2 separate regions of the Homo sapiens genome follow, and region 1 is linked to region 2. Evidence: read pairs that join two places in POLR2A ChIA-PET (ENCODE). Cell type or tissue: MCF 10A. All regions are shown on one strand. Region 1 overlaps EPGN (epithelial mitogen). Region 2 holds the start of AREG (amphiregulin).

The links. ChIA-PET counts read pairs that join two places held together with the same protein. Peaks named below come from ENCODE experiments on the same cell type or tissue, not always from the same donor. Only the 100,000 strongest peaks of a DNase experiment are listed, where the experiment ranks them.
Region 1: POLR2A ChIA-PET joins it to region 2 with 12 read pairs; 3 of 35 experiments call an interaction of 5 or more read pairs at or near these places.

Annotation. Positions count from the first base shown.
Region 1 is chr4:74,315,495-74,320,494 of GRCh38, forward strand. EPGN (epithelial mitogen) reads left to right here. Exons shown (of 5, transcript NM_001270989.2): 5 at 1-1,295. All of the region lies in intron 2 of LOC105377276 (a long non-coding RNA gene), which reads right to left. Among named protein-coding and RNA genes, the nearest start is that of EPGN, 9.5 kb to the left of the region's middle. In MCF 10A, no CTCF peak of the experiment used is centred here; a DNase peak (open chromatin) is centred at 2,537.
Region 2 is chr4:74,443,090-74,448,089 of GRCh38, forward strand. It overlaps AREG (amphiregulin), which reads left to right and starts at 2,047. Exons shown (of 6, transcript NM_001657.4): 1 at 2,047-2,317; 2 at 3,445-3,693. The coding sequence starts at 2,257. RefSeq lists a silencer at 3,314-3,514. In MCF 10A, CTCF peaks have their summits at 2,454 and 2,661; DNase peaks (open chromatin) are centred at 1,942 and 2,422.

The sequences.
Region 1 (5,000 bases), 130 kb before region 2:
AAAGTCTACAATTGGCCCTAAAATAGAAACTGAAAAACAGGACATAGAATTTTTTCACCAGACCACAGCATGTGGAAACTTTCTTTATCATTTTTGAACACTTGTTAACAGATTTGCACATAGAGGGAGAGAAAAAAAATGGAGTAACAGTCAAAATAATAATAATCAGTATCCAGGCCAGGCGTGGTGGTTCACGCCTGTAATCCTAGCACTTTGGGAGGCCGAGGCGGATGGAGCACCTGAGGTCAGGAGTTTGAGACCAGCCTGGCCAACATGGTGAAACCCTGTCTCTACTAAAAATACAAAAATTAGCTGGGCGTGGTGGTGCATGCCTGTAATCCCAGCTACTCCAGAGGCTGACACAGGACAATCACTTGAACCCAGGAGGCAGAGGTTGTAGTGAGCCGAGATGGCAACCCTGCACTCCAACCTGGGTGACAAGAGCGAAACTCCATCTCAAAAAAAAAAAAAAAAATCAGTATCCTTCCTCTTAGTTATATTTCTGCCACTTAATTCAAACAGTCATATGCAGGTCGCTTAATTTATTTGTGCTTTTGTTTCATCTTCTACAAGGCCCTCTTAGCTCTAAAACTTGACAGTGGAATAAGGAAATGTTTTTCCAAATCTGCATTGCCGGTGAGATCCTCAACATCAGCATGTTGAGATGGACCTCAACCCCACCTCTAACCCTGAAACACACTACTCGATATTATCTTAGGTATGTTTTAGGGTTTAGTTTGTAAAATAATAATTTATTTTTGAAGGAAATATAAAATATTAAAGAGTAATAATAGCTATCATTTTTTAAGATTCAATCTAAAACAATGGACTCTTTTTTTTTCCATTTGTGATGTAGATAAGCAAGACAATTTTGATCATGAGTGGTGAAAAGAGGATCAAACTTGACTATTCTTGCAATGGCAGTCCAGCAACAAGCCTTTCATTTACATTAAATTATAACTTTTCATTCATTCCTAAACCAAACTTAAAATTCTGCTTTCCTTTGAGTAGAAGGTATTTAACTTGTTTTGTTTTTCCTTCAGAAGGAATTTAATGCAAACGGATTGCAGTCAGCACTTTCTGAATGTTTTCACACAGTATGCAAAGCTTACATCATACCAAGGAGTGGAGAGTTGAAGTTTCCTCCCAGTGACTCCAGTGACAGACCACACCTAGAAAGCGTTTCTCTTCCTGAGTATTTCAAAAAGATGTAAAAGAGCTGGGGAGAGTATGGGAAGAAACAATACAGGATTGCCTTTAATTAATTAAGAATTGCCTCCTGATAAAAGGAAAAAGAAATTAATGCTGGAGTATGGAGGGGTGATAACCTTAAAGATTATAAATATTTGTTGTCTATAAATACTTATAAATTATAAACACAATATAATTAAAATTAGAACATCAGGAAAAGAATTAAAATCCTCAGGTTGCAAAACCAAAATGTTAACCAAAACAAATACTCATGAGATTCAACTTTGTTCACCTATAGAATAGTACTTATTAACAACATAAAATCTACCCTGTGAGATTGTATGGAAACTCAGAGTGTGGCTTATGATAACCATCTGTTTATGATATTTCATATAAAACAATCTTGTGATCCTTGTAGTTCCTACCATTAATTTTGTAGGAAGGAATCTCTGACATTCCTATGGAGCTAGAACCACATCTGTCAATGTTTAAGTACCTAAGCAGAACTTAAGAGGAAAATGCATAAATATATTTGGAAATTGTTTCATTTTTTTCTATATGTAAGAAGACCCTAAAAAGAGCCTTTCAGTAAAGTTTGTGCTTCAGAACTACACTTTCAGCTATCAATCAGTTGTGTCATTAATTGAGGGTGGATTATTTAGGAAACAAATGCCAACATGTTTCTGGCATCTTTGACTACATTACACCAGCCAAGAGGTTCATCAATTTCTTTCATTCCCCATTTTGTCACTTCCCTTCGTCTATCCTCCAATTATTTGAGAACACATCCTTAAGTCATCAGTATTCATGAGTGCTTTATTATTTAGCATTTCAGAGTATAATGAGGATGGGGCACAGAATATAATGTCAGCCATCCTGGAGCCAGTAAATTTGCAAAAAAAGTAATTAAAAATGCTTGTCATTATATTCTCTTTCCCCAAGGTAGCTTTTTGTATAGTTGTGTTTTCATAAAGTTTGAAAAGGATGAAATTATAACATAGTTCATCTTTTAGTCTTTCCTGGCACAATACAAATCTAATCCTTTAATTTTAACATGTTCGTTTTGGTGATGTCAAGATTTCCATTCATTATATCTAATTGAGAAAAAAGTCATAAGAAAATAACAAACATCAGCAATTTAAGCTTTTGATGTTAAACATGAGGACAATTCATCTATGCAGAGGACCATGAGGAAGCCATTTAATGTCTCTGCATTACAAAATGTAACATGCTTTCTGTGAAGTGATATAAATATTGGTATCCTACTACCTACACTCATGGGAAGGGTTACCAAAATCCGTCTATTGCAAAACATCACTCTTTCTCGCTTACATCATGGCTGCATGACATCAGGACATGAGTAGCTGCCAAGATGAACTATAAATGTTGAAACTTAATTTGCCAGTGTCTAGCACTGCTAATCTGGGTGAGCCCACATTTTTGTCCAAATCTTTGGCTCAGACCTATTCAGTAGCACATTCAGAAATGTCTTTTCTAAATTCTGCATTTTTATTAAGTATTCAATTTTTATTAATTATTTAATCAATCAGTGCCCAGCTCAGAGTATAAGAGCTTAAGCAGTTAATTTTCTAAGAATTTTAAGTCTAGGCCCCTTGAGAATATCCATGTGAATACAAGTAAAATAGTATTATATTTTACTTCTCTTCCAAAACTAAACATGATGGATGTTCCAGATTGTCGGCAATACCCACAGCTTCCAAAGAAACATCTCATAAAGATTAGAAATGTGATTATGTGTTAACAAGAAGAACTGAATTGTTCAGTCAGGTCTTATCTAACCACCTCATGGCCTTTCTTTGTCATTTTTTATGTCTCAGATATTATTGGGGCATACGTCATCTAGATTAAAATTTGGTTAAGTCTACAGTCAACCAGCTGTCAAACTAGCAGTATTACTGATCTTTAAGAGGGTATTCTTCTTTTTTTTTGTTTTTTTTTTTTTTGAGATGGAGTCTCACTCTGTCACCAGGCTGAAGTGCAGTAGCACAATTTCAGCTCACTGCAACCCCCGCCTCCCTGGTTCAAGTGATTCTTCTGACTCAGCCTCTTGAGTAGCTGGGACTACAGGTGTGTGCCACCACACCCAGCTAATTTTTGTATTTTTAGTAGAGACGGGGTTTCACCACGTTGGCCAGGATAGTCTCGATCTCCTAAGATGGTATTAATTAGGATTCACATCTTTCTGAAAAGAAAAAAATGGCATCTCTAGATCTTTAAAATCACACTAAAAATTAATTCAATATTAAGTTCCTTAACAAATCAAGTTAAAGCAATAATGTAATACAGTAACCATTTATGAGCACTTGCAATGTTTGAAAGCATCAATTGCATTATTTTAGTTAATCCATGCTTGTGTGTAATTGAGGCTTAGAGAAGGGAATCACTTGTTCAAGGTCACAGGGCCTCAGCCTGAACCAGATGCATCTGATGTCAGAGTTCTTCATCTAACATCTAAGCTCTATATAATAATGCTTCCCAATATTTTATGAAAAATATTACTGTTGAGGGATAATTTCTTAGTGAACTTAAAAGTATGCCCAAGTAATTAGTATGCAATTGAAAAAAGTTATTTTCTTAAAATATAGAAAATAATAATTTTTTTTTTGAGATGGAGTCTCGCTCTGTCGCCAGGCTGGAGTGCAGTGGTGTGATCTCAGCTCACTGCAACCTCGACCTCCCAGGTTCAAGCAATTCTTCTGCCTCAGCCTCCCAAGCAGCTGGGACTACAGGCGCCCGCCACCACGCCCAGCTAATTTTTGTATTTTTAGTAGAGACGGGGTTTCACCATGTTGGCCAGGATGGTCTCAATCTCTTGACCTTGTGATCCGCCCGTCTCAGCCTCCCAAAGTGCTGGATTACTGGCGTGAGCCACCACACCTGGCCACAAAATGATAATATTTGTCATGGATCAACCACAAAATTCCCCTGCTGTCGTCTGCAAATTATTAAGATATGTATAACACCCTCAGGGTGAGGTCAGATCAACGTCAAGTGCCTGCTGACAGTTGAGTGCACAGTCTGGGGAGAGACTGTATACTGTAAAGGAATTCTGGCTTATCCTCATGACTCAAGGAATGAGGAGTATTCTCTTAGAGCACTCTCTTGGAATATTGGGAATATTCTACTCTAACCTGTAGCCAGTATTCCTAGAGAATACTGGAAATATTCTAATCTTGGCTACAAGCTATTTCCCAACATTTTTTTAGCTTTATTGAGACATACCTGACTCAGGTTGTTTTTGAGATGAGGGGTGAGGAATCCAAGTGATTGTCATGTCTACAGTAAAATCTCATCAACCCCCTTCTCTCCACATTATCCTCAATCCTACCCCAGCCCCCCATGCACCTTGCAGAAAAGCAGTAAGTAGCGGTGGTCCAGCTTAGGAAAAAAATTGGAAAATAACATTTTAAAAAATCTGTGCAATAGTTTGGCACTAAAATGACCGGTCTTCTAGTTCAGCTGTGTGATCTGAACTTTACTGGGACTCTTTGGATATGATATCCTTGCCTGTTAAGTGGAGAAGTTAGACTCTGAAGATGACCTCCACATTCCCTTCCTGGTTGGAAGTTGTACATTGGAAATGTGATGCCGATAAGCAGATCTATTCCACAGACATATTCCCTTTAGCTTTCGTGGTGTTTGTTTTAAATCAAGCCCACATTTAAAAACCAAGCTCTTTTACTATTTTTAAAAATCTAGCCTCTTTTGAAAAATAAAAAATATAGAGCTCTGGTCCTATTTTGTTTGTGCCAGCGCTCTATATCTTTTGTAACTTTGGTTAGAAGGAG
Region 2 (5,000 bases):
CTAGAACAGAAATGAAGCCTATGGGAGCATAAAGGTGCAACAGTGTAGACCAACTGCGTGAGCTCCAAACAAAGTCTCCAAAAGAATCTTTTGAAATCTTTGGGCAAGTCTCTCAATCTCTCTGAATCACAATTGCCTCATCCACCAGAACAGATAACAGTGCAGGCCCCTACTTCACTTTGGAATGGGCATGACACTTTTCTAGCCTTATTTCCCATACTTGGTCATACCCTCACATCAGGTCTTTATTCCATGTAAAAGATTTGCTGGGAAGGCCTTTGAGGGGCCTCTTCATCTTTCCACAGAGCTTTCCATTAAACAGAGGCAAAATTAAACCATGTCCTTTTTTTCCATGGCACTCTGAACCCTTCTCATCATGTGATCTATTAGAATTACTTATCTATGTATCTGGCCCACACCACTGAGCTCCTGGTGAACCTATACTGCTCCCCTTCATAAAATATAAAGCAGGTGGCTCACACAAAATACACTCTCAACAAATGTGGAATAGAAGGCATGATTCATGATTATTTCATTCTACTAAATGCATGATATTATTTGGACTACGCACTGTGATATACCATTAAAAATAAGTGATTTTTAAAAAAAAATTTCCAGAATTAGGACAGATGCACTGTGACTCACGTTATTATTATTATTATTATTATTATTATTATTATTATTATTATTTTGAGTCGGAGTCTTGCTCTATCACCCATGATGGAGTACAGTGGCATGACCTTGGCTCACTGCAACGTCTGCCTCCCGGGTTCAAGGGAGTCTCCTGCCTCAGCCCACCCGAGTAGCTGGGACTACAGGCGCGCGCCATCACGCCCAGCTAATTTCCTTTGTATTTTTAGTAAAGATGGGGTTTTGCCATCTTGGCCAGGCTGCTCTCGAACTCCTGACCTCAGGTGATCCACCCGCCTCGGCTTCCCAAAGTGCTGGGATTACAGGCATGAGCCACTGCGCCTGGCCTGACCTACATTCTTAAAAGGGCTGTGTTACTGAAACAATCAGGAAAGAATCATATCTCCAGGTGAAGGAAAATGAACAATGCTTTTTCTCTTCCTCAAGTCAAGAAAAATCCAGTTCTTTAGTTGACAGTACATCCAAGTTAGTCAAATTAAGTAGCTTCCTGTCTCCGCTTCATTTTATCTACTTGTCATGATTAAATATCCTACTAGGTTGTAAGTGGGCCCTCAACGCTGACCTTTTTATCTTGGGATTTGAGAGGCACAGTCTAGAGCACTACTCTTCACCTAAATGCCAGTATGCCACCAGTAGAAATTATCCTTTAGGCTAAATATTGTTCTTCCCAGAAACCCTCTTTTCAAGGATCAGTTTAAACCTAAATTCATCAGAGAGGAAAACAGCAGATTTCAGAGTCAGATGAAGAATTCATATCCACCTGGCTTTGAACATTATCGGCTGTGAGATGGTGTAGGTAAAATTTTAAGTGCATAATTTGGCAATAATAAATCATCAATAAATATTAATGTTGATGAGGCCCCTGGGCCACATAAAGAAATAGGGAGTGAGGGGATTTGAAATTCTGGCCACTTCACAGAAATGGGTGGGAAGGGGCTCTTGATTGAGATAGAAGCCCATCCTACATGAAGCAATTCCTCATTGAGTTCTCTCGTCCTTTATCCTTGTTGGAAACATCAGGCAAAGTCACTCTTGGTCTTAAAGTACTTTTACATCTAAATACGGAACTCTTCTATTTAATCCCTGTCTGTTGTAGATGTTAAGTATACAAAGAGGTTGTCAGAGTTTGAAACATCTGGACTTCTGTCAGGTACTAGCTCCGGAACTCCAGTCCTGCTCGCCCTCAAAAACGGCTTGCAGCTAGAGGTTTAAGTTCCACTTCCTCTCAGCGAATCCTTACGCACGAGGGAGGCGGGGCGTGTGTCCTCCGCGCGTGGTTTTCGGGTAGCACCTTCTGGGGCGCCGCCTGCCTCCACCCACGGCCGGGCCTTGACGTCATGGGCTGCGGCCCCCTCCCGGCTGAGCCTATAAAGCGGCAGGTGCGCGCCGCCCTACAGACGTTCGCACACCTGGGTGCCAGCGCCCCAGAGGTCCCGGGACAGCCCGAGGCGCCGCGCCCGCCGCCCCGAGCTCCCCAAGCCTTCGAGAGCGGCGCACACTCCCGGTCTCCACTCGCTCTTCCAACACCCGCTCGTTTTGGCGGCAGCTCGTGTCCCAGAGACCGAGTTGCCCCAGAGACCGAGACGCCGCCGCTGCGAAGGACCAATGAGAGCCCCGCTGCTACCGCCGGCGCCGGTGGTGCTGTCGCTCTTGATACTCGGCTCAGGTGAGGATTCACCGGCGCTGAACTGCTGGGCTCTCCTCCCATGGCAGGTTTTGCCTCTTGAGTTTGGCTCTTGCTTCTCTAAAAATCGCCCTTTAGTTCCCCCGACCCTGCGCCGCAGGAGGTGATCACTGTAGCTCCCTCCCTAGGAGGAAAAGAGAAGGGCAGATGTCTCAAACGTCCAGGACAAGGTGTCCCAGAGAATCGCTGTACTTTTTCTTTAGTTCAGCTGAGAAGACGGGAGAGATCATTTGAACCTAACCCTTCGTTTCACAGATTAAAAGATTAAAAAGACCAAGATCTAGAGAGGTGAAGTGATTTCCGCAGATATTGGACCCAGCAGTGTTTGCTGCCTCCTGCCTAATTCTCCATCTCTGTCTAGTGATTTCTTCTTTACCTTCCTAGAGGGACTTAGAGTATCCCGGCGAGAGGTTAAAAGCACCACTCTGATGCTGTTTTATTGAGACCTAAGAAAAAGCAAGATAAAGCAGTGGCTTAACTCTGGGCCCCAAATCTTACTTAGTACTCAGTTTATTGTCTATGTAGTAATAATAATAATGATAATGAAAAATGACAATAATAATCGATATAATTAACCACTGTTTATATTATTTTAAAAGATTATCTTTTAAAAATATCTTTTAAAAATATGAACACATCTTTTAAAAATATGAACACATCTTTTAAAAATATCTTTTAAAAATATGAACACATCTGAAGAAAATCTGATATTTGTATCTAAAACCTACCGAAATAGGCCAGGATGGCATTCTAGCAAAAAAAGAAATGCATTTGGAATGTGAAGTGATGGGAATTTTTAGACATTACCCATCAAGTAATTGTATTAGATTAATTTGCCAATTTGGCGGGATTTTTTTGATGTGGAAATTAATGTGGATTATCTGTGGAAAAGAAAAACTTCAGAAAAGCACTTCTGTAATTGGGACAGCTGAATTTGCTTGCTGGCAAAAATGTAAAGTTTCTTTCATAGAAATGACTCAATCACAAACAATAGCACATGTGCAATAACTGCTTTGATGTCAAAAGATAAACTTTTCTACCTAACACAGCTGACTCGAAAGGCACCCTACTTTACCTTTTCTTTTCTTCCTTTATTCCCTCCCCTGCAGGCCATTATGCTGCTGGATTGGACCTCAATGACACCTACTCTGGGAAGCGTGAACCATTTTCTGGGGACCACAGTGCTGATGGATTTGAGGTTACCTCAAGAAGTGAGATGTCTTCAGGGAGTGAGATTTCCCCTGTGAGTGAAATGCCTTCTAGTAGTGAACCGTCCTCGGGAGCCGACTATGACTACTCAGAAGAGTATGATAACGAACCACAAATACCTGGCTATATTGTCGATGATTCAGTCAGAGGTGAGTAGGGGATAAAGCAAAAATATGGCCTGTGAGATGTGGGTTTATATGAGCAAAGCTGCTTCAGAAGTAAAGCTGCTCCCCAGATTTTCTAGTGGCTTTATTGTATATCTGTTGGATAGCCCCTAGGTAAACTGTGACAAAAAGAACCATAATGTGGGCACATCCTATATGGCCAGAGTGATCATAAATGGTGTATGTCTCATTTTTAAACCTAATCTTCACAATGACTTTAAGTAGGAATTGTTATCCTCATTTTACAGATGTGATAACTGAAGCCGAAAAAGGTTTTGCTCTAGGTTCTACAGGTGACAAGCAGATGAGCTAGAATTAGAGCTCCAGTCTGTTTGATTCTATGCAGAAGAGACACTAAGCTCTTTCCCACTATGCTACATGACCCCCATTCTGAGAGACAAATTTAGACATTAACCATTCCTATCTACTTTGTATCTTAGCTTTTGTATCCCCTTCCCCAACACCACCCTTCCCCAGATAACTGCATTTTAACACAAATAAGGGGACAAGGAAGTAATGGGACAGGAGGCATTAGACTTTAGCGTTTAAGTACTAGGTGATGAGAAGCTGATGGAATAATAATAATAATGCCATCTGGAAATATTAAAGAAGGGTGAATATACTTAGATTTTGTATTGCTAAAATCACTCTTTAACCCCAAATCCCATTTGTTAGTTATATAACCCATGGTTTCTTTCACTTTCCTGTTATCTCATATTTTAAAAAGGCCCTTTGCTTGGAGTGAAAGTACCAAAGTAAGAGAGAAATATTGCATACTTTGGAGTCTGAAGGAAGAAGAAGTTAACAGTAAATAAGATCTAAATATCCTAAGAGCATCCACTACAGAGGCAGGGCAAGATGGTTTCAGAGCTGTTGAAGGCCTTTTCTGTCCTGACTTGAGTTTCCCTGGCTTCTCCCCCTCTTGTCTGGTTCTCAGAACTGGTGAAGGGACATCAAGTGGTACCAGAGGGACAGTGACTTGGGTGAGTGGGAAGTGAGAAAACCTTTAGCGAACACTCCACTTAATTCCCTTCCTTCTCAAAGTGTGCTTTTCTGTGAGGTGGGTAAGGGGTTCATTTGTGCTTATTTTTGAAGGCATGAGATTAGACCCATCAAGGTGTCTAGAAACTGTTCTCTTAAACATGTTTCAAGTTGTTAACACTTCAGAAGGCCAAGTAAATGATTAGTAGTACAAATGATGACTAGTGCTCAAAATTGCAATGCATTGTGAAATAGAGTGAAAATGTTGGCTGAACACCTTCGAAAGGCTAAGTTAAATGTCCATGATGTTA